3 separate regions of the Homo sapiens genome follow, and regions 2 and 3 are each linked to region 1. A link is a loop called in an ENCODE intact Hi-C map of the cell type or tissue named here. Cell type or tissue: mammary epithelial cell. All regions are shown on one strand.

Region 1 (8,000 bases):
CTACCAAAGCTAAGAAAAATTGGGTTAAAAAATCAAATGACATTAATAAGTTATCTATCAAATAATACAGGCAAACTGACAAACTGCAGCTTTTAAAATAACTTATAAACAAAATTAATATAACACTTTCACCTTTACAGACTATTTACTTAAGTGTTATGAGATATAATTTGGAAGAACTCACTGACTGGCTTAAAAAAAAAAAACAAGTCTGGAAAAGATGTGGCACTCTCATAAAATCCCACCTATTTAACTAAAAATCTCTGAGTTAATTTTGACCAAAACCAGTCCATTTCATATTTGGTTTAATTAGTAGGTTAGCTGAGTCAAGGCCAGTTCTTATAAAAGCAACAAGGAACAAACTGACCCTTATTTTTTAAAGAGGATACACCTTTTCAAAGAAGTCTTAGTGTAGTTAAGATGGAGTCAGAAATTCCGTCAAAGCTAATCTTAAAAATACACTCATTCATACAGCATTATTCTCTCTGTGGGCCTTAGGTTATCACTCAGGGAACTAACTGGAACTAAAATCTCTACTGAGAATGCAACACTTAAAGCCTTACCTGGACTACCACCTGAAGTATGAACAGCTGTTGCTATACTTCAAACATGCCTAATTAAAACTGACAATTCATTCAATAAAAAGCAATGCTACATGTGTACGGGATATGAGAGAGAATTAAGATTAAGAGAAATCATATCCTTTCAAAATAAAAAATATACAGATGCATTCTAAAATGAGATGCTAAATTATGCTAGCAGATAGAGATCTCAAGTGGCTTTTAAAAGCTAAACATTTAATCGAGACCATCCTGGCTAACATGGTGAAACTCTTGTCTCTACTAAAAATACAAAAAAATTAGCCGGGCGTGGTGGCAGGCGCCTCGTAGTCCCAGCTACTCGGGAGGCTGAGGCAGAAGAATGGTGTGAACCCAGGAGGCGGAGCTTGCAGTGAGCCAAGATTGCGCCACTGCACTCCAGCCTTGGTGACAGAGCCAGACTCCGTCTCAAAACAAAAAAAAAGCTAAATATTTAGTACAAGTCATAGTTTAATCTGGGAAATAACTGAGTATCTTTTGAGTGATAATTTCATACACAAGGAAATATTTATCTAAGAAAAATATTAAAGGTCAAAACAAGCCAGAATAAATATGACTAAATAGCTAAAAACCAATTATTGATAATCAAATAAAATTTGGTTGCTCTTCTCCACTGGTTCATGGCAACTAGTTCTACCAACTGGAACTAAAGCATACTTTATATTTACACACAAAAAAAGCTATAAGAAAACATAGATAATAATGCTATAAAATGGTAATTCACAAATGGAGATAAAAAGCTATGATAATCTCTCCAAAGGAAAGATGAGGTTTTTATGATTTTCTAAAGGTGACGTAAGTTTTTTGGGACGTTTTGGTACATAACATATATATGAAATACATTTCCAGTTATGAAATTCAGAAATAAAAAATACACAAATCATGGCATCGTGCCTGGCTCACAGATATTCAGTAAAATATTCATTCCCCTCTGTCTGCCAAATTTAAGAAATCAGGTATTCCATGTGGTATCTTATGTGAGTCTGTCACTAAACAATTAAAGTTTCTGAAAAATATATTTATGACAGAAGAATTCATTGAACAATATTCATAATTTTTACTATATATATTTTTAATGTTAGTATAATTCTCTGAATAATTTTCTATTTGGTGCAGACTGCATTCCAGACAAGGTGCTAGGAACTGCAGAAATTAAGATAATCAAAAGACATTACTTTCCCTTCAAAGTTTATGAGCTTTATACTCTGATTAGAATGTCAATGTAATTTTTAAATGTTTTTCCTGTAAATGAGTGATGTTTTAAATTTTATTTATTTATTTTTGTTTTTAATTTTTTAAGAGACAGGGTTTCACCATGTTGGCCAGGCTGGTCTTGAACTCCTGACCTCAGGTGATCCACCCGCCTTGGCCTCCCAAAACGCTGGGATTACACAGGCGTGAGCAACCGCACCCAGCCATGAGTGATGTTTTTAAAGGTAGTTTTCTGTTTTTATCTCAGGTGCAAAGTACAATCTGAGGCTTGACAAAACTCAAGATCCTCTAAAATGAGGTTCTTATTTACTCCCTTACCAATACCTTACACTCCTATGAGCACTGCACACTGCAGAGTGTCCTACCAATAACAACAAAATGATTAGTTTAATCCAAAGAAGCATTATAGCAACATAGGTAAGAGCAAGGGCTGTCATCAGGCTCCCTGGGTTGAGGCAGTCCCCAGAACTTATTGAATGACCTTATATTAATTAAATTACCAGGCTGGGCGCGATGACTCACATCTCTAATCCCAGCACTTTGGGAGGTCAAGGCGGGTGGATCACCTGAGGTCAGGAGTTGGAGACCAGCCTGATCAATATGGTGAAACCCCATCTCTACTAAACAAACAAACAAATACAAAAATTAGCTGGGCGTGGCGGCACACGCCTGTAATCCCAGCTACTTGGGAGGCTGAGGCAGGAGAACTGCTTGAACCTGGGAGGCAGAGGTTACAGTGAGCCAAGATCAGGCCACTGCATTCCAACCTAGGTGACAGAGTGAGACTCTGTCTCAAAAAAAATAAATTACCAGCCTACATCTCCCACTCCCCTGCTCTATATAATCAGAGTGCTTACCTGCAAGCCTGTTAAGAGGATTAACAGGCCGGGCGGGGTGGCTCACGCCTGTAATCCCAGCACTTTGGGAGGCCAAGGTGGGAAGATCACCTGAGGTCAGAAGTTGGAAACCAGCCTGGCCAACATGGTGAAACCCTATCTCTACTAAAAATACAAAAAAATTAGCCGGGCGTGGTGGCAGGTGCCTGAAATCCCAGCTACTCAGGAGGCTGAGGCAGGAGAATCGCTGTACCCGGGAGGCGGAGGTTGCAGTAAGCCAAGACTGCGCCATTACACTCCAGCCTGGGCAACAAGAGCGAAACTCCATCTCAAAAAAAAAAAAAAAAAAAAAAAAGGATTAGTAAGTGATGATTTAGGGGCTTTAAAGGTTAACCTATTATTATTATTATTACAGTCAACTTTCTAAAGATAGTAATAGCCCTACATTAAGATGATCAGAATGTCCCAAAAGTGAACATTCATTCATTTGTCTTAAAAACATTCACCAGGCAACTACCATATGCCAGGCAATATGCCAGGCCTGGAATATATAGTACTGAATAAACAGATATATTACAAAAGTGACACATAAATAATCTTATGAGGAAACTATATTTATTTATTCCTGTATTTGTTTCATCTTAACAATATAAAAAAGTAGTTTAGAGTACCTTCTTTTTTGTCACTCTGGCTAATTTCAGCATGAGGAAACACTTTTTGCAAGACTGCTAGGATGTTGTTGAAGCTTCTTTCCAGCAGTGGTCTTATGATGGGGGATAGTGCATGCCCTGAAGACATCACAGCACGTTGGGAAGCAGGCACGATATTCTGCATTGCATGGTAAAAATCTTGGGCACTAAGCACTATTGAGGAAACATCCAGCTGCAGTTTATGACTGCTAGCATAGATCTGGGGATAACGCCTCCGCAGTGCAATCAGGGCGGCTTCAGTGCACAGGGCCTTGATATCGGCTCCACAGTAGCCTAATACACAAAAGGAGAAGGATAGCAAAGGTACATTCATTATTCCATGCACCAACTATGTTTTGTAAATATACACATCTTTAGCTAAAGTCATAATCAATACTAAATCAATAACTATGTGCAATTTTACCAGCAAAATGAAAACTAGCCATTTAAAATCACCAAACAAAACTTTGAATAAAGGGCTGAATACTTACATTAAGATTAAAAATGTTTTGAATATTTTTAATTAAAAAAAACATAAGCTAACAATATTAAAACAAAACAAGCTATGTATCTTAAATATGTCCTTGATATGAGCTTTAAAACAAAAGCCATGTATTATGTGATTAACTGATTACAATGTACAACTTTTTTTTTTTTTTAAGAGACAGGGTCTCAAAAAATAAACAAGAGACAGGGGTCTCACTCTGTTGCCCAGCCAGGCTGGAGTGCAGTGGCACAATCCGGCTCACTGCAACCTCTACCTCCCAGCCTCAAGTGGTTCTCCCACTTCAGCCTTCTGAGTAGCTAGGACTACGGGCATGTGCCACCACACTCGTATAATTTTTTTCTTTTCTTTTATTTATTTTTGTAGAGATGAGGTCTCACTACATTGCCTAGGCTGGTCTCAAACTCCTGGGCTCAAGTGATCCACCCGCCTCAGCACCCTCAAGTGCTGGGATTACAGGCCTGAGCCACCACACCTGGCCTACAACGTACAACTTTCTTTAGAAAAAAGTTTTAAAAGAATAATAGTTTCATTTCAGTCCTTCATCAATATTCCTAATCATTAGGTTAGTCCTCATGACATCATACTCACTTATAAATGACTTTCTCTAATATTATTAACTTCCAAACACGTATAAAATAGTATATAAACAGAAACTTCAAAAACAGAGCTATTCTACTACCAACTCTGAGTACAACCAACTATTAACATTCAGTTACTCCCATAATTATCATTTAAAATTGTAATTCATCTGATAGTTCCAAATATATTAAAGTAAATAAGAACATTAAAAATATTTCCACTGATTTTCCACATTAATTTTCTTTTTTTAGTTTAAAATGACTGATAATCTAAGGGTTATACCAACATAAGGTATTATTTATTACCCATGTTTAATGTATGATACAATCAAACAACAGATCAAGCCCCACTGTTTTTAAGTCATTTCATTCATCTGAGTAACAAATACATACAAAAACACATGCTCTGTTGCATCCTTGTCACAAAAAGGAAGAAAAGCTCAAACTAGCCATATTGTTTTCCCTGTTGGCAATTAAACTTGCATTTGGCCACAATTATCAGTTATGCCAGTAGGGGGAACCATTCCAATAGTTATAGAATATTAGACCCTAACTAAGCTTCAACAAACAATACCAGGTTTATTTTTATTTTATTTTTGGGAGACAGCATTATCGCTCTGTTGCCCAGGCTGAAGTGCAGTGGGTGATCATGGCTCACCGCAGCCTTGACTTCCTGGGCTCAAGAAATCCTTCTGCCTCAGCCTGCTGAGTAGCTGAGACTACAGTGTGTGCCATCACATCAGGCTAATTTTTTTTTTTTTTTTTTTTTGTAGAGATAGGGGTCTCACTTTGTCCAGGCTGGTCTCAAACTCCTAGCCTCAATCCTCCTGCCTCACCCTCCCAAAGTGCTGGTATTACAGGCATGAGTCATCACACCTGGCCTATTTATCTTTTTATACCTCACAATGACCTTATAGAACACTTAAATACTGAACTAAAAATGGTGATTACTAAGAAAAACCTATTCAAAGTTAGGGAAAAACTTAATATGACCTAGAAGAACTTAATTCAGAAGACTATAAGCAGATTACGCATTAACATTGTTCCATGACAGTGATCTATCTCACAAATAATTCTTCAGATAACCAAATTTACCACTAGTGTCTCGTTTTATTTTCTATTTCTCAAAGAAACCTGGAAAAAAATTATCTTTTCCTTTTGCATATATACCCATTTCATTAATTCAATAATGTATAGAACACTAGCTCAAAGTTATAAAGAGTTAACAAAGTAATCTAAGTATATGATTATAGAATGTGAATTATGTCTTCCATTTCCGAGGAAATAGGAATATACTACCATCTTCAAACAACATAAACAATCACGTTTCTATTTCTTCTTTAAAAGGATATACACAGTTAATGAACATATTATATGGTCCTATTTTAAGTGCAAAAGCCTAAGTTTAAAAAAATTAAAACTCAGAAACTATTAGGCAAAACAAATAATTAGCCACTAGAAGGCATTTTAGGTAGTAAATGTTACCCATAACATTTATGTTTGCCACAACATGTTAATTACATATATAACAGCAATGTATTATTTATTGATTTATTCCAGACAAAGAAATGATCAATAGACCCCATTTAATGAAGTAGATTTTCACATTAATTATTATAACCAACAGACTTATAAAGAAGGAAATTTTTTTACATTCGCTTATAAGTAAGAATTACCAGTTTATATCTGTGGTTCTCACCTTGATTATCCATCTGAATAAACACTGAAACTGAAACAAAAAAAAACAGATTCCCAAGCCCCACAATAAACCCAGTGAATCAGAATCTCTGGGGGCTTGAAATCATATGTGCATTTCAAGAAAGCTTTAGAAGTGACTCTGATACACACAAAATTGAGAACTACTGATTTAACATACTTCCTTCTAAAACTTTAAAATTGCATCATAACCATGGCTAAATGGGTTATACTTAGGGTAACCACATGTGCTGGTTAGGCCTCTTGTCCTGTCATAATAGCACATCTTTTCACTCTCAAAGCGTCCTTGTTTAGAAAATAAATAATATGATCATTCTAGTAATACTGAAAATATACTACAGCCTTTTAGGCGTTAAAAGTTAATATTAAAGAAATTATAAACATCCCTTTCATAACCATACTAAATCTACCATTACAATTCTAATACTCTGTGAACACATTTAGTTATCAAATAAAGAGCATTCCTGAATACTGCTATTAAGCTAGAAATTGTTCTAAAAAGACTGAAAATACAGCTACTAAAGAGGTTAGACTAGAAACAAGGTCATAACAAAATTTTATAAAGTTTTAAGTACAGCATCACACATAATGAAGGCCCACAAGATAAGTCACTTCATTGAGACTCTTTCATTGTTTTAGCCCTCTCATTGAAAATGGAATAGAAAAATATGATTAGAGTTGAGTGTTTCATTAATCATAAGTTTCCTACTATTTATGCAAATGTTCCTGATATCAATGTATGTTGAGTTTTTCACTATGCAAAAATCACACCCAATATGCATGCAAAAACCTCTAAGAACTTGGGAATTTCAAGGTAAAAGTTACCAAATCCATAACCTCTAACAAAAGGTCAGCTATCTTCACAGCTGTTCATCATACTCTATGAGGCATAAATTTCAATGAACTGAACCTATTCATGTTAAAACATGTTTGGCATACACAGACTAGTGAGTTTGTAATGGATTTAAAATTACTATTTCACGCCCGTTTGAAGATCTGAATTTGATTTTTTTTTTAATGTGAACCGGTTTCTCAGATGGAATGAATGTCATAACAAAAAACAGAAGTCATTTAATTATAATGGATTTTTATGTCACTGTCCAGGAAGAAAATGGTATATAAGCAGAGTCTGCACACATACTACCACCCCACAGAGGGGAGGGAAAAAAGGTAAGAGAAATTTATCAGTCCTGTAAGAAATTATACCATGAAAATTTTAAAACTTAAGAAACTGCCTAAAAGCTAAAAAAATCACTGGGAAAAATGAGAAGTATTGTCTTTGGAAATGCAAAAGGAAACTAAGATTCTAATATTTGGGGTGAAGAATTAAACTAGAGTATATAATATTTCAGATGGTAGACAGTATAATAGAAAGTAATTTAGAGTACCTATCTCTTAGGGAATTTCCAAAATGATTTGACAACTTGACTTCTGCTTATTTCAGTTAAGGATCATTCTGTGACAAATTCACAGAAAAATCTACAAAGATTTCCCAGTCCGATCTGAACTCTAGTAAAATATCATCATAAATAAAAGGGGTCTATTTTCAAAAAGGGAAAAGACTGGATTTTATACCAAATACCACCCTCTCCCATAAAGCAGCACAAGGCTTTGCAAAGGTCAAGCCAAATTTACATGAAATGTGTTTGGCGCATGCTCTCTTATACCAGGCAAAGCTTAAACTGAAGTAGTGCTGGAGAGATTTACGTTTTCTCCTCACCAGAAGATGTCGAGGTCTTTGTGGTTCAAAAGCTGAGGGATGCTGCTTCGGAGATGGAGGTCCCTGTGGATGAAGAGGATAATTTGGATGTAGCTAACTGAATGGACTAATGTTCTATTTAAGTTTTAATTATTTGATGGTG
Region 2 (8,000 bases), 170 kb after region 1:
ACCATGCCCAGCTAACTTTTTTTTTTTAATTTTTATTTATTGCCAGCTAATTTTAAAAATTGTTTTGTAGAAAGGGAGTCTCACTGTGTTGCCCACACTGGTCTCAAACTCCTGGACTGAATTCATCGTCCTGCCTTAGCCTGCCAAAGTGCTGGGATTACAGGCATGAGCCATCGCATCCTGCCAAGCATTTTATTTATTTATTTATTTTTTTGAGTCGGAGTCTCGCTCTGTTGCCCAGGCTGGAGTGTAGTGGCACGATCTCAGCTCACTGCAACCTCTGCCTCCCAGCTTCAAGTGATTGTCCTGCCTCAGCGTCCAATGTAGCTGGGATTACAGGTTTGCACCACCAAGCCCGGCTAATTTTTGTATTTTTAGTAGAGACGGGGTTTCACCAGGAGTTTGGCCAGGGTGGTCTCAAACTTCTGACCTCAAGTGATCTGCCCGCTTTGGCCTCCCAAAGTGCTAGGATTACAGGAGTGAGCCACCTCGACCAGCCTGGCCAAACATTTTAATAAATAGTTCTCTAAACATAATTATGTCTAGACAGTTTTTTTTTTTTTTTGAGGCAAGGTCTCACTCTGTCACCCAGGCTGGAGTAGAGTGGCGCGAGCCACCGTGCCCAGCTGATAATGGGTATTTTTAAACATTGAATGAGGTAGGCCAGGTGCAATGGCCCATGCCTGTAATCCCAGCACTTTGAGGGGCCAAGGCAGGAGGATCACTTGAGCTCAGGAGTTCAAGATCAGCCTGGGCCATATAGTGAGACCTCGTGTCTACAAAAAAATTTTTTTAAATTAGCTGAACATGGTGATGCACATCCGTAGTCCCAGCTACTTGGGAGGAGAATTGCTTGAGCCCAGGAGGTAGAGACTGCAGTGAGCCGAATTGCACCATTACACTGCAAGCCTGGGTGACATTGAGACCCTGTCTCAAAAAATAAAAATAATCATAACAATAACAGTAATGAAGTTGGCCGGGCACGGTGGCTCACACCTGTAATCCCAGCACTTTGGGAGGCCGAGACGGGTGGATCACGAGGTCAGGAGATCGAGACCATCCTGGCTAACACGGTGAAACCCTGTCTCTACTAAAAATACAAAAAAAATTAGCCGGGCGTGGTGGTGGGCGCCTGTAGTCCCAGCTACTCTGGAGGCTGAGGCAGGAGAATGGCGTGAACCCGGAAGGCGGAGCTTGCAGTGAGCCGAGATTGCGCCACTGCACCCCAGCCTGAGCGATTGAGCAAGACTCCATCTCAAAAAATAATAATAATAATAATAGTAATAATAATGAAGTATTTTCAGTCTGTTTTAGGATTTTCATTCTCATCATTTGATTCATTTTTCTGTTTAAGTAGATGCATAATTATAAAAGAATTATTTTTAATGTTTTAAATTAGTCATTAGCATTATATGCATATCCTTCTGTCAATTATAGTGAAAGAATGAAAATACAGAAAAACATTAAAAGAAATTGAAGTTAATATGAATTCCACCACTCAGAGATAATCAATAGTATCAGTTTGATGCATTTTTCCAGTCTTTTATCTCTTCCTAAAAGCTTTTTTTTTTTTTTTGAGACGGGGTCTTCTGCCACCCAGGCTGGAGTGCAGTGGCACGATCTCAGCTCACTGCAACCTTCATCCCCCGGGTTCAAGCGATTCTCCTGCCTCAGCCTCCTGAGTAGCTGGGATTACAGGCACGTGCCACCATGCCTGGCTAATTTTTGTATTTTTAGTAGAGATGGGGTTTTGCCATATTGCCCAGGCTGGTCTCAAACTCCTGACCTCAGGTGATCCACCCACCTCGGCCTCCCAAGGTGCTGGGATTACAAGCATGAGCCACCGTGCCCAGCCTTCTTAAAAGCTTTTTTTTGGCTGGGTGTCGTGGCTCATTCTTGTAGTCCCAGCAATTTGGGAGGCTGGGGACTATTCAGGAGGCTGAGGTGGGAGAATCACCTGAGCCCCGGAGGTTGAGGCTGTGATGAGCCATGATCTCACCACTGTACCCCAGCCTGGGTGACAGAGCAAGACCCTGTCTCAAAAGGAAAAAAAAAAAGTTTGTTTTGTTTTAATTAAAAATAGAAACATGTCATATATAGCATATGTAATTTTTCTTTTTTTAAAAAAATTTTTTTTCAGGAAATGTGGTACAGATAAATAACAAATATAGGGAGAGAGTTAAAAGAATAAGAATAAAATACATATGTACCACCTACCTCAAAACATAGATTCTTATCAGTATACCTTATGTGTCTTTCTGTGATCATGTCTCTTCTTCTGTGGAAGAGGTAAATAACCACTGTCCTAAATTTGTGTTGATAATTTGCTGCTTTTATTTATAGCTTTACCTAGTATATATGTATTGCTAAAATAGACTAAATTGTTTTGCTTATTTCCAAATAATTACTCTGAATTTCAAACCAGCAAAAACTTACAGAAAAAGGACCTGGCACGGTGGCTCACGCCTGTAATCCCAGCACTTTGGGAGGCCGAGGTGAGCAGATTACGAGGTCAGGAGATGGAGACCATCCTGGCAAGCACGGTGAAACCCCATCTCTACTAAAAATACAAAAAATTAGCCGGGCGTGGTGGCAAGTGCCTGTAGTCCCAGCTACTCGGGAGGCTGAGGCAGGAGAATGGCGTGAACCTGGGAGGTGGAGCTTGCATTAAGCCGAGATCGCGCCACTGCACTCCAGCCTGGGGGACAGAACGAGACTCCATCTCAAAAAAAAAAAAAACAAAAAAAACTTACAGAAAATGTTCAAGAACAATATAAAGAACTTTTCTTGGCCAGGTGCAGTGGCTCACGCCTATAATCCCAGCATTTTAGGAGACCGAGGCAGGCAGATCACAAGGTCAGGAGTTTGAGACCAGCCTGACCAAAATGGTAAAACCCCATCTCTACTAAAAATACAAAAAATTAGCTGGCCGTCGTGGCGTATGTCTGTAATCTCAGCTACTCAGGAGGCTGAGGCAGGAGAATCACTTGAACCTGGGAGGCAGAGGTTGTAGTGGGCTGGGATCGTGCCACTGCAGTCCAGCCAGGGTGACAGAGTGAGGCTCCATCTCAAAAAAAAAAAAAAAAAGAAAGAAAAAACTTTTCTCCCTAAGCATTCAAGAGTTAGTGCCAGTCTGATGACCCATCACTTGAAATACTTAGGTATAGATTATCTGTAAACAAGGAACTTCTCCCACATAACCACAATACAGCCATTTAAATCAGGAAACTTAACCTTAATACGCTTGTATCGACTAATAGACCCTAATTCAGGGTTTTCCATTTTATCTAATACCTTCCTTTATAGCAAAAGGCCATTCAGAATTACACATTGCACTTAGTTGTCGTATCTCAGTTTGAAATAGTTCCTTGTCTTCCTTTGATTTTTATAACCTTGACTTTTTAAAATATTACAAGCCAATTTGTTTTGTTTGATGCTTCCTCATGATTATATTTAGGTCACTAATTTTGGCAGGGGTGTGACAGAACTAATGCTTTGTACCTCTCATTGTATTCCAACAGGTGGCATCATTTACATTTGTCCCATTATGATGATGTTAAATTTGACACTCGATTAAAGTGGTGTCTACCAGAGTCCTTTACTGTAAAGTTACTCATTTTCCCTTTGTAATTAATCTGTATTTAGTGGGAAGGACTTTGAAATAGGATACTTATGTTGCTCACAAGACCTCAGATTGATTGATTGATTGATTTGTGTCTATACCTACTCATAGTTTGCTATTTTATTCAATAGTTTATGAACTCTTACCATCATTATTTATTTTGATATGCACATTGTCTCAGGTACAGTTTGTGAGACGTCCTTTAAACTGATTCCTGTGTTATTTTGAAATGGTCCCATAATTCTTGAACATTTCCTTGTTTTCAGCACAAAATTTTTTTTCAAGTTCATTCTACGCTTTTCCAGGAATCCCTAGTTCTTTTTAGTGGACAGCGGTATTGACAATCCAGGATCTGGGTACTAGATATGCTTATTGCTTATCAGGATACCACTGCTTCCAGGCCCTCTGTTTGAAAAGAATTGTTTGTGTGCACACGCACACACACACACGCCAAAAAGAAAACTATTTCAAAAATTGAAGAGGGGATACTTCCAGACTCATTCTATGAGGCCAGCATTACCCTGATACCAAAATCAACAAAGACACACACAAAAAACCTATACATATACATATGTGTGTGTGTGTGTGTGTATGTATATATATGCACTTAAGTTTATATCTGTATTTATTCCTTTTTTTTTTTTTTTGAGACAGGGTCTCACTCTGTCTCCCAGGTTGGAGTGTAGTGGTATAATTACAGATCACTGCAGCCTCCACCTCCCCAGACTCAGGTGATCCTCCTCAGTTTTTATACTTTTAATAGAGAGGGGGTTTCACCCTGTTGCCTAGGCTGGTCTCAAACTCCTGGACTCAAGCGATCCACCTGCCTCGGCCTCCCAAAGTGCTAGGATTACAGGCATGAGCCACCACACCCGGCCTTATTTCTATATTTTTATATATCAAAAACCGTGAATCCACGTAGATACATCCACTTTCAGTCTGGTAGGGCCAGGCGTGGTGGCTCATACCTGTAATCCCAGCACTTTGGGAGGCCAAGGCGGGCAGATCACTGGAGCCTAGCAGTTCAAAACCAGTCTGGGCAACATGGTGAAACTCTATCTCTACAAAAAACACAAAAAGTTGCCAGACGTGGTGGCACTCACCTGTGGTCTCAGATACTCGGGAGGCTGAAGTAGGAGGATCACCTGTACCCTGGGGAGGTTGAGGCTGCAATAAGCTGTGATTGCACCACTGCATTCCAGCCTGGGCAATAGAACCAGACCTTGTCTCAAAAAATATCTATATAAGGATTGTTCTAATTTTCTCCTTTCCATATTTGTAACTAACTTCTACAGTGCAAGGCCTGGCTCCAGTTATAATTAACACATTTATTTAATCAGTTTTCCTATATGTGACCAATGTCCTTTTTCCACTGCTGCCTCCTACCCCACATGTAAGCCTTCCTCACACTGCTTGGGCTTTGACTCTCCTTGTTGAATTCCAATATGGATTCCCTCCTCTTCCTGCTAGGCTCTCTGACACATCATCACCCCAGGGCACCCCTTCACTGGAATGCCCTCTCACACTGCTTGACTTGAGGACTCTATGCCAGTGACCTCCTCTGCTTGGTAGACTGACATTCTGGGCTGCCTCTAAGATGCTCTCCTCACCACTGTCTGGTTCTGACACACTGCAGTCAACTGCTCTTCCATATGAATGCTTTTTTACTCTGCTTGGGACAACCTGCTCTGTTGTGATTTTTACTGGGCAATAGCTGACTGATTCAGCCATGTAAACTTGGACTGTTACCCATAAAGGTAGACTGAATAATTATTTTTATAATGGAAGACAGTAATCAAAAAATATTTGCAGCTGGGCGTGGTGGCTCAGGCCTGAAATCCCAGCACTTTGGGAGGCCGGGGGGGCGGGGGGGCGGATCACTTGAGGTCGGAAGTTCAAGACCAACCTGGCCAACATGGTGAAACCCCATCTCCACAAAAAATACAAAAATTAGCTGAGTGTGGTGGCCCACTCCTGTAATCCCAGCTACTTGGGAGGCTGAAGCAGGAGAATGGCTTGAACCCAGGAGGTGGAGGTTGCAGTGAGCTGAAATCACACCACTGCACTCCAGCCTGGGTGACAGAGTGAGACTCCATCTCAAAAAAAAAAAAAAAGTATTTGCTATGGCTGCACACATAAACATGGATGAGTCCCAAAAACATAATGTAGAGATAAAGCTATAGAACACATACACTATGATTCCATTCATGTCAGGTTTAAAAAAGTAAAACTGTCCTTAAAAGCTACTAAGCCATGACTACTCTTCTCCTACCCACCAGCTTGGATATTTTTCCTCACCCCACTTGGCCTCTGACATCCTACACTAGACAGCTCTTATATGGGCCACCACAACTCCCAGCATTTCTGAAATAGATGCCTCCCATGTTCTGTCCTACTAATGGCTTGGTGGCTTTTGGACTGAATCATTAAAAAATTGTGTTTTTCTTCCGTTTTTTCTGCTTATTTTATTAGTTACCAAGAAAGTTGTGCTAAAATCTCCAACTATGATTATGGATTTGTCTATTTCTTATTTACTTCTGTCAATGTTTGCTTTATATATTTTAAAGTTATATAATTGGGTCCAGCAGAGATGAAATTGTGTTTTTCTGATTAATTGACTTTGTTGGGGAGAAAAGATTTTCTTCGCCCATTGCCTAGATTCATGGCTGAGACCCCTTTAACAAAAGACAGATTAACAAAAGAAATGCATGTGATTTTATATTTTATTTTATACACACACACACACACACACACACATATACATATATATATATTATATTTTTTTCTGTCTTTTTTGTTTTGTTTTGTTTTTGAGATGGAGTCTCTCTCTGTTGCCTAGGCTGGAGTGCAGTGGTGTGATCTCGGCTCACTGCAACTTCTGCCTCCCAGGTTCAAGCAATTCTCCCTGCCCCAGACTCCTGAGTAACTGGGATCACAGGCGCCTATCACCACACCTGGCTAATTTTTTTTGTATTTTTAGTAGAGAAAGGGTTTGCCATGTTGGCCAGTCTGGTCTCGAACTGCTGATCTCAGGTGGTCCGCTCACCTTGGCCTCCCAAAGTGCTGGGATTACAGGCGTGAGCCACAGTGCCCGGCCTTTTTTGTTTTTTGTTTGTTTGTTTTGTTTTGTTTTTTTGAGACAGTCTCAACTCTGTTGCCTAGGCTGGAGTGCAGTGGCATGATCTTGGCTCATTGAAACCTCTGCCTCCTGGGTTCAAGCAATTCTCGTCCCTCAGCCTCCCAAGTAGCTGGGATTATAGGCACCTGCCACCACGCCTGGCTAATTTTTGGGGTTTTTTGTTTTGTTTTGTTTTTTGAGATGGAGTCTTGCTCTGTCGCCAGGCTGGAATGCAGTGGCGCAATCTCAGCTCACTGCAACCTCCGCCTCCCTGGTTCATGCGATTCTCCTGCCTCAGCCTCCCGAGTAGCTGGGACTACAGGTGTGTGCCACCATGCCCAGCTAATTTTTGTATTTTTAGTAGAGATGGGGTTTCACCATGTTGGCCAGGCTGGTCTTGATCTCCTGACCTCATGATCCTCCTGCCTCGGCCTCCCAAAGTGCTGGGATTACAGGCATGAGCCACCGCGCCCAGCCTAATTTTGGTATTTTTAGTAGAGACAGGGTTTCGCCATGTTGGCCAGGCTGGTCTTGAACTCCTGGCCTAAGTTTGATGAGGAAGTGGATAGTTTGTGGAGAAGTATGATTGGAGGGCAAAAGGGGTATGATCTAATGGTAATAAATTAAGGGGAACTTAGCTTAGCCTGTTCGTTCAGATTCTTCGTGGCATCTCTGCATCTTCAAGGATAAGGTTGTTCCTTTCCTCTGGGTATACGAACAATACCTCGGAAAGGAAGGTTTTATGACCTACTTCAGAGGAAGGACAGATAATTTCTTTTTTGGTCTGCTTTGAGGGGAGAAGGGCAAGGGGAGAATGAGACTGATCTACCTGTTTCTGCTGTTTCCTCAAATGCCAAGGTGCCATATTTTAGGGTAGCATATCTTGAACCCTGTCAACCTTTTTAGCACTGTCACATGTCTCTCTCAATCCTTGGTAATGCTTTTTGTGTTAAATCTACTCTGCCTGATATTAATATGGTCATAACAGCTTCCTTCTAATTAGTATTTGCCTGGTATATTTTTCTACTTACTTTTAATTTCAACGTATCTGTATATATTTATCTGTGTGTGTATTTAAAACTATCTCTTGTAAATAGTTGAGTTTTGTTTTTAAATCTAGGCTAACAGTATTAGTTTCTGGTTTTGTGGGGTTTTTTCCTCCTGTTTTACTCTGCAAGGAGGTTTCTGTTTTGTGGATTTCTTTAGCTACCATCTACCTGGTGCTTTCTATGTGTTTGGCTCTCTTGAAGGCATTTCACT
Region 3 (8,000 bases), 340 kb after region 1:
TATACCAGTTGGAATAATGATGTTTTTGTCTCTATATTTAGCAGTCAGTGTATAATAATATTTCCTATATAAATGTAAGCTAGTATTGCTTTCAAAACATTCTCATACCGCCAGGCGTGGAGGCTCATGCCTATCATCTCAGCACTTTAGGAGGCCGAGGCAGGAAGATCACTTGAGGCCAGGAGTTTGAGACCAGCCTGGGCAACATGTTGAGACCCCATCTCTACAAAAAATAAAAATAAATCCCTTGGCATGGTGGTGCATGCCTGTAGTCCTAGCTGCTTCGGAGGGTGGCTGAAGTGGGAGAGATCCCTTGAACCCAGGAGGTTGAGGCTGCAGTGAGCTGTGATTGCACCACTGCACCACAGCCTGAGCAACAGAGATCTTGTCTCAAAAAACAACAATAAAAAAGAACAAAAAAACCTTCTCACACTTGTTATCTTGTTAAAGGTTAAAGGTGAAAGTGAATTTTAATGACTGTAGTTTTGATTTGAAACCTTTGGCAAGAGCTCCTTATCTTTTGGAATCCCAGGAAGAAGAAAAAACAGTTATTTACAAGTAAGTCTGTTCTTCCATAGCTTTGCTCTTCTTTTGCTAAGATGCTAGGCTGTGCTGCCATCCCCTGCCATCCTTTCATGTTGCTGAGACGGTGCTGAGGCACACACAAAGCTCCATTGTGGCAGGACACCGGGCATCTCCTACCACTGTGTCTGGTGAGGTGGCAACACTTCCCAGGCTTTTCTGGTCTTAAAGAACAAGTAGGCTGGGTGCGGTGGCTCCCGCCTGTAATCCCAGCACTTTGGGAGGCCGAGGCGGGCAGATCACCTGAGGTCAGGAGTTTGAGACCAGCCTGGTCAACATGGTGAAACCCTGTCTCTACTAAAAATATAAAAATTAGCCAGGCGTGGTGGTGGGCAACTATAATCCCAGCTATCTGGAAGGCTGAGGCAGGAGAATTGTTTGAACCCGGGAGGCAGAAGTTGTAGTGAGCCAAGATTGTGCCACTGCACTCCAGCTTGGGCGACAGAGCAAGACTCTGTCTCAAAAACAAACAAACAAAAAAACCAAACAGCAACAACAAAACAAGTAGCTAATACAGAAATAACAAACACAGAAATGGAAAAAAAATTGTTAACAACTTGTACTAAAGCTAAAAGGTTAGGAGATTTAAAATTGAATTGGAGTAGTATAAATGGAGTTTGGGACTGGTTTGGGTGGGTAGTAGCTGTTACAATGTTGTACCTAGAGTGAAAGATGTTGTTGTAAACAGAGAATGGTACATACTATCAAATACTATGTATATAATGTGGGGAATCATCTCAGCTAACTAGTTTTAGAATTAAGAGATTTCTCTACATAATTATGTATCTTGTGACTATCTGGTTAAAAGTCGTGCTGCCCCTCAGATATTGCTGGAGGGAATGTAAAATGGTGCAGCAACTTTGGAAGGCAGCTTGGCAGTTTCTCAAGATGTTAAACATTAAATTATTATGTGACCCAGAAATTCCGCTCCTAGGTTTCTACTCAGGAGTAATGAAAACATATCCACATAAAGGCTAGGATATGGATGTTCATAGCAGCATTATTCACAACAGCCAAAAAAGTGGAAACAACCCAAATGTCTATCAGCTGATGAATGGATAAACAAGATGTGGTATATCCATACAATGGAATATTACTTGGCAATTAAAAGGAAAAAAATACTGATACATGCTGCAACATAGACAAACTTCAAAACCATTGTACTCAGTGAAGGAAGCCAATAACAAAAAGCTACATATAGTATGTTTTTTTATACAAAATGTTCAGAAAAGGCAAATCTGTAAAGACAGAAGGTAGATAGTAGTTGCTTAGGGCTGGGGATGGGAGTGGAGAGTGACTTAATGAGCATGGAGCCTTGGGGTTAATGAAAATGTTCTAAAATAAGATTGTCGTGGTGGTTGCACAACTCTGTAAATATACTAAAAACCATTGACTTGTACACTTAAAATGGGTGAATTTTATGTCATATAAATTACACCTTATTAAAATTGTTCATAATAATAATAAAAAAGGAACCTAGCAAGGTGCAAGAAAAGTGAGCTTTTATGACTTTCTAGGAGATCGGCTTACAATTCTCTGTTCCTAAAAAGTGCCCGAAGTAAGCTGCAGTAGTTTCCTTTTCCTGAACAGGTTCAGAATTTGTTGAATAAATACAGTGTGGCAGAAGCTGGAGGGCTTTTAGAGATGCTGGTATGACCAGCAGAGAGAACAACTAATTGTCTCCTGAGGACCTTAGTGATGTACCGTAGAAACAGATGACAGCTGGGGAGGGCGTTGGCCAACATGGGCTCATTGTCCTTGAGGTGTGGTTTAACCATTTGCTGGGTTGTTTCTTGAATAGGAGCCACAAGTGAGGGGAAAAAGGAAGTGTCCAAACTAAGCCCTATTCCCTTGGTAGCTGAAGGCCTTAAAAGACAAAATGATTGATTGAAAAGAGAATTGAGACTCACTCTTGCATATTAGGGTCCAAAGGAGTAAGTTCTTCTGCAATCCCTAATTACCAGAGTCTCAAATAGACCTGTTTGGGTAAGATTTTACAATAATCAGCATCTTAATTCTATTTAATTTTGATAAATGATATAAAAGGAGAGATTTTGTTCTCAAATACATCTTCTAGCAAAGCGAGACCCACGTGTGAAGGAGGATATTGCATTTCTGGAGTAGTGGGTTCCTGTATTTTAGACTAGAGGCTTAAGTCTAGGCTCACTCTAGAAGAAAGAGGAAGACTGGATTCTCTTCCATGAATAAGGGAAGCATCCCAATTCTGGCAGCAGGGGTGGAGAAGGCATATTTGTCCTTGGCAGAGTTAGACCTTCTCAGGGAGGGCAAACTGGACAACTCTATGAGGGATCATTCACTCCAAAGGACCCAAAGCTGTTTGATTAAGCAGCACAGAGATTACAGCTGAAACTATGACTAGAGCAAGGCAATACTATTTATTTGGGTTTATTTTCACACAAAAAAAGTAAATACGTTTATTTTCATAAAAATACACAAATTCACATAGAACTCATCAACTTCAAATTTAAATAAAAATATTAAGTGCTACAGTTGAGTTGAGAGTTAAGAGAATCCCTTCCTTTCTGGTTCCTTCCTGCAGAAACAAAGGGTCATCCTTTCTAGAAAGAGAACCGCTGTGCTATCAGGAGGGAAATAATCCAAGTGCCAAAGAGGCCATCTCTGAAGGGTATTTTTCTTCCTTGAGCCTCAGCCAGGAACGGGAGGAAGACCAGGATGGGTAAGAGCTGGGGCTGTCCCATTTCATCATACATAAGGTGGCAATCGCTGATACCAAAATCTGAGCACCTGGGAACTTTCTTTGTATGGCAGGCTTCCAGGAAGAGAGGAGGCAGTGGGGAATAGGTTAGAAGCAGCTGAGGGGCAGGTGCCCTTTATTCAGAGGGAATGGAGAGGGCTGCCCTGGCCCCCTGGTGGAGTCACACGATGAGGGTGCCCCCTGGTGGAGCCACACGATGAGGGTGCCCCCTGGTGGAGCCACACGATGAGGGTGCCCCCTGGTGGGTGGGCCACGCTGTCCAGGATTTCCCCAGCCCCTCTCTCAGTCCGCCATCTCCACCCTGTCTCTACCATTTACCACTTAGCATAGCCAAGCCAGGCCCCACATTTTGTTAACCTTAAGGCAGTCAAGATAGGTAGAAAATTTTCAAAAGGACCAATACTAAATTCAAGTAGTAAAATTTAGGAAGTGAAAGCCCCCATATTGAGAGATTGCCAGCAGCAGAGAGGAGCACCCACGCTTCCTCACTCGGCACCTTGTGACTCCTGGATTGCATTAGGGCTGAGTGAGGGCTTGTTCTCTGTGGACCCTGGAGTAGGCCCTGTGACTGGTGGAAAGGATCCCGGGAAAAAACTCAGGAATAAGAAAGGAGAAGGTGAGACTTCAGACTGAAATTATTAGAAATGCTTGGAAGTAAAGGAGGAAAATGAAACTGAGGAACCAGAAAAATGCCCAGACCAGTTAATTAAAACCTGGAGTAACCAGGAGATCCAGAGTTTCCTAAAAGAATGGGAATTTCTTGCATTTGAAGAGTTGAGAAGAAGAATCATGAATTATTTAGAGGAATTGCCCAGTGTCTCAAGCAGCGGGGCATAAAGAAGAGCTGGCACCGATGTCTCCAGCTGACAAGTTTGCAGGGCTTGTACTGGACTCCTCATGAGGCCAACTCAAGGCCAAGGAGCAACCCTGGCCCTATCCTTACAGAGAGGCCCTACACAGTATTCTGGGATACATATAAAAGGACAATGCCTTTTCAGGTCCTCTCTGTGCAGATGTGATCATCCCTCCAACTCCTAGTACCAGCCCCTGTCTGCTCTGAGGCTCTGCTGTCAGTCCCCTACGTGATCTCCAAGGATCCTCAGGTCCCAGATGGGAGCCCTCCACGGTCAGCTGCATGCCTGTTGTCTGCTGTTGTCTCTGCAGCCCCCAGCCCCTAGCAGCAGCTGTCAACCTCTTCTGACCCTGATCTGGATTCTGAACTTAAAGACATTTAGAACCTGGATTCTTGATTCTGTCTGAATGACCATGGAAGAGCACAATTTTATATCCTGGTGCTTGACTCCTTCCTCTCCCAGCATGTGCAATAAATGAAGAAAAAAGCCCCAACATTTAAAATGGAAAGTTTATAGAAATATTAGGTGTTGGGCCATGTGCGGTGGCTCATGCCTATAATCCCAGCACTTTGGGAGGCCGAGGTGGGCAGATCACCTGAGGCTGGGAGTTTGAGACCAGCCTGATCAACATGGAGAAACCCCGTCTCTACTGAAAAATACAAAGTTAGCCGGGCATGGTGATGGAGTCCTGTAATTCCAGCTACTCAGGAGGCTGAGGCAGGAGAATCGCTTGAATCTGGAAGGCGGAGGTTGCGGTGAGCTGAGATCACGCCACTGCACTCCAGCTTGGGCAACAAGAGCAGAACTCTGTCTAAAAAAAAAAAAAATATATATATATATATATGTATGTATTCACATATATATAGATAGATAGATAGATATAGGTGTTTACAGAACATAGATTTCTCATCCTAAGGTAATGATGGTTAAACTTGGTGGCCATTTGACTGAGATAGCCCAGCCTACCATTTCTGGGTCTAGGTGGAGCTTCTCCCTCCAGTTCTCTTGTCCAGAGTCAGCCTCTTAGGAGTGTATTCGAGAAGTCATGGCCTTCCTCCCCACTCCCAGTTAGAAATCAGCACGTGAATGGCCTGTCTTCTGAGTATCCTTCAATCTTGCCATCTTCCTTTCTGACTGTCTCTCCATTTCCCCACTCCTACCCTTAAAGGACAGGGGTGCTACTTTTTTTACTCATTCATGAAAATTTACTAACCTTTTCTTTTGTGTGTTTAGCTCCTTTTACTGCCATGTTTTGGTATCCTCCCATGTGCTTGCTTGCTTGCTTCCTCAAAATTTTAACAAGCGCCAACTCTGAGCCAGGCAGTGTTTGAGGGGCTGGAGACACAGTGGGAAACAAAACAGAGACGGCTCCGATTTCCTGGAGCTTACATTTTGATGGGGAAATAGACAGTAGTCAACCAAATAAACACATAACATCACGTGAGTTAGTAATAAGGAAAACAAAGCAGGTAGAGGGGGTGGGGTGGGAGAGTGGGGGACGAATGAAGAGGACTGTTTTAGGTGGAGAAGTCAGAGGAGGCTTCTCCTCTGAGATGACGTTTGTGCAGCAGGCTGAGGAACCCAGGGAGTGAGGCGTGGAGAGATCTGGGGAAAGAGTGTTGCGCAGATGGATGGGCCCAGGCAAAAGCCTGAGATGGGAGTGAGGCTGGTGTGTTCAGGAAACAGCAAGAAAAAGTGGGGAGGCTGAAGATAGTGAGTGCTGAGAGAGGGCGGGAGGTGAGGCTGGAGCAGAGGCAGGAGCCAGGCAGGTTGGGGTTACAGGCCGGGAAAGGGAGTTAGAATAAAATTCAAAGTGTGAGGGGAAGCTGTGCGGAGGTCTGGAGTAGGGGGGAAATCATATCTAATCAGCATTGTACAAAGAACATGGCTGCCGCATAAGCAACTGCTGATGCTGGAGCCGAGGCAGGGCCGTCAAGGCAGTTGAGGGTTCCAGGCCAGGTGAGAGCGAGGGCTCCAGGCTCCAGCGTGGGTGGAGAGGAGCTGGCAGAGCTCCCTTGTTAGCGTGGAAGTGGGTGAAAGCGAGAAATCAGTGCGGAGGGGCCTGGGTGGATTGTGGTTCTAGTCACTGACCTAGGGAGGTCTAGGGGGAAAGCAGGTTTGCAGGGAGAGAAGTGCAGAAGTGAGGAATAACCGTGTTTGGGGCTGATTCCATTGCAATCATTATAATACCGGAGGAGGATTTGTAGGGTGTGATTTTAGAGCAAATGAACTCTTCCCCTCACTGTCCATTTAAACCTGTTCTGTTGGGGTTGGTTCTTCTCCTGCCCTGGGCATTCTCAGATAATAAACAGCCTCTGGTTATGAAGACAGTCTGTTCAGTAACTAATATGGCCAGTCTCGTATAACATAATGACCAAAGCTTCAATCTTCATTTAAGGTCTCCCTCCCCGCGTTTGGGGCTGCTGAAGCTGGAGCTATAAGAAAGAAGAGGGAGGTAGATGTCTTCTCTCTTTCCCTTCTTACTCTCCTATTCCTTACCCCTGTTTCTTGCCACTGTGATTTCTGATATCTTCAGAGTCCACAGTGGGAGGGAGGAAAGAGAAATAATGGGTGGGTAGGAAAGTTCTTACCTATTAATTTTATGATGATCTATTTCAGTGTAAGGCATTCTCTGGGCTTGGCAGGGGTTTGAAGCTAGTGGTTTTTCTCATGGGGCACTTCCAAGTGATCTTCAGAGAAAATTCCTATTGCTTGGAATTTCTCACCGGATTTCTTTTCCAGGTGTTTGCTTAGGACTGTCTCTGGCTCTAAGCATCTGATGGAACTGCCACTACTTCATTCTTCACTTAGGAACATAGCCTCTATCACCTAAAGAGATACTGAGACTAAAATTAGATCCATTTCAGTATCTTTGTAGATGCTCATCCTATACCCAAGAGGAGATATACAGTAGGCAGGTGGATGTACCGGTCTGGAGTTCAGGGGAGACTGGGGGTGGAGACAGGTTTTTGAGAGTCATCCTCATATAGATGCTATGTGAAATCATGCAATCACCTGGGGGTGAGTGTCAAAGAGAAGAAGGCCGAGGGTTAGTCCTGCGGAACGCCAAGATTTAGAGGTTGGGGCAAGGAGGCAGAGCTGGTGAAGGAACATTCATGGAGCGAGAGGTTGGTATGGAAGGAAGCAAAGCAGAAGTATGTGCTGCTGCAGAGGCCCAGTAGAGAAAGGGTTTCAGAAAAGAGGGCATGCCCAGCCATGTGGCAATGCTGCTGAGAGGGAGGTAAAATGAGGACTGGGGAGATATAGGCCTAACTGCTGATTTTCATCAGAGAGGTTAAGTGGAGCAGCTGAAATGAAAGCTGATTAGAGTGGGTTCAGGAGAGAATTGGGGTGAGGAAGTGGAGACAGAATAAGCAATGCTTTTGTGGGGTTTTGCTATAAAGTGGCTGGAGAAGGTAAGGTAAGGGAATATTTTTATCAGCGATATTGATATTATAACATGTATGTTTCCTGATGGGAATGCTCCCATAGAGAGGGAGATTTGATGATGCTGGAGAGAGAGGGGGTATAATAGAAGGGCAGAGTCCTTCCACAGGTGAGGAGGCAGCACCCTGGACTCAGGTGGACAGGACACTCTATCCATTGTATGAAGAGGGAAGGCTGAGTACATGGATATAGGTCAAACTAGCTCAGTGGATTTTGCAAAGGAAGATTGTTTCCTTCTGTTTACTCATTTTCTCAAGTGAGATCATCAGCTGATCGCGAGGCACAGAATAGAGAATTTAGAGGTTTGAAGAGAAAAGGGAAGAAAGGAACCTAGTATTTTCTAAATCACAACAATCCAAGTGGAAATTAGTACTCCAAAC

Evidence for each region. Hi-C counts contacts between places; a loop is a spot of excess contacts. Peaks named below come from ENCODE experiments on the same cell type or tissue, not always from the same donor. Only the 100,000 strongest peaks of a DNase experiment are listed, where the experiment ranks them.
Region 2: a loop joins it to region 1, with 4 times the contacts of the local background. A loop is called at or near these places in 3 of 110 quality-filtered maps.
Region 3: a loop joins it to region 1, with 28 times the contacts of the local background. A loop is called at or near these places in 23 of 110 quality-filtered maps.

Annotation. Positions count from the first base shown.
Region 1 is chr2:23,819,940-23,827,939 of GRCh38, forward strand. It overlaps ATAD2B (ATPase family AAA domain containing 2B), which reads right to left. Exons shown (of 28, transcript NM_017552.4): 16 at 3,319-3,630. Among named protein-coding and RNA genes, the nearest start is that of ATAD2B, 100 kb to the right of the region's middle. In mammary epithelial cell, a CTCF peak has its summit at 4,929 (motif pointing right); a DNase peak (open chromatin) is centred at 7,042; H3K27ac peaks cover 1,156 bases.
Region 2 is chr2:23,985,053-23,993,052 of GRCh38, forward strand. All of the region lies in intron 6 of UBXN2A (UBX domain protein 2A), which reads left to right. Among named protein-coding and RNA genes, the nearest start is that of MFSD2B, 21 kb to the right of the region's middle. In mammary epithelial cell, a CTCF peak has its summit at 3,508 (motif pointing right); no DNase peak of the experiment used is centred here.
Region 3 is chr2:24,161,056-24,169,055 of GRCh38, forward strand. It overlaps FAM228B (family with sequence similarity 228 member B), which reads left to right. Exons shown (of 11, transcript NM_001145710.2): 8 at 451-558; 9 at 3,143-3,280; 10 at 6,572-6,628. The coding sequence ends at 6,614. It overlaps LOC105374328 (a long non-coding RNA gene), which reads right to left. Exons shown (of 4, transcript XR_939833.4): 2 at 6,765-7,002; 3 at 5,387-5,508; 4 at 4,945-4,984. Among named protein-coding and RNA genes, the nearest start is that of FAM228A, 10 kb to the right of the region's middle. RefSeq lists an enhancer at 3,705-3,764. In mammary epithelial cell, a CTCF peak has its summit at 3,563 (motif pointing left); no DNase peak of the experiment used is centred here.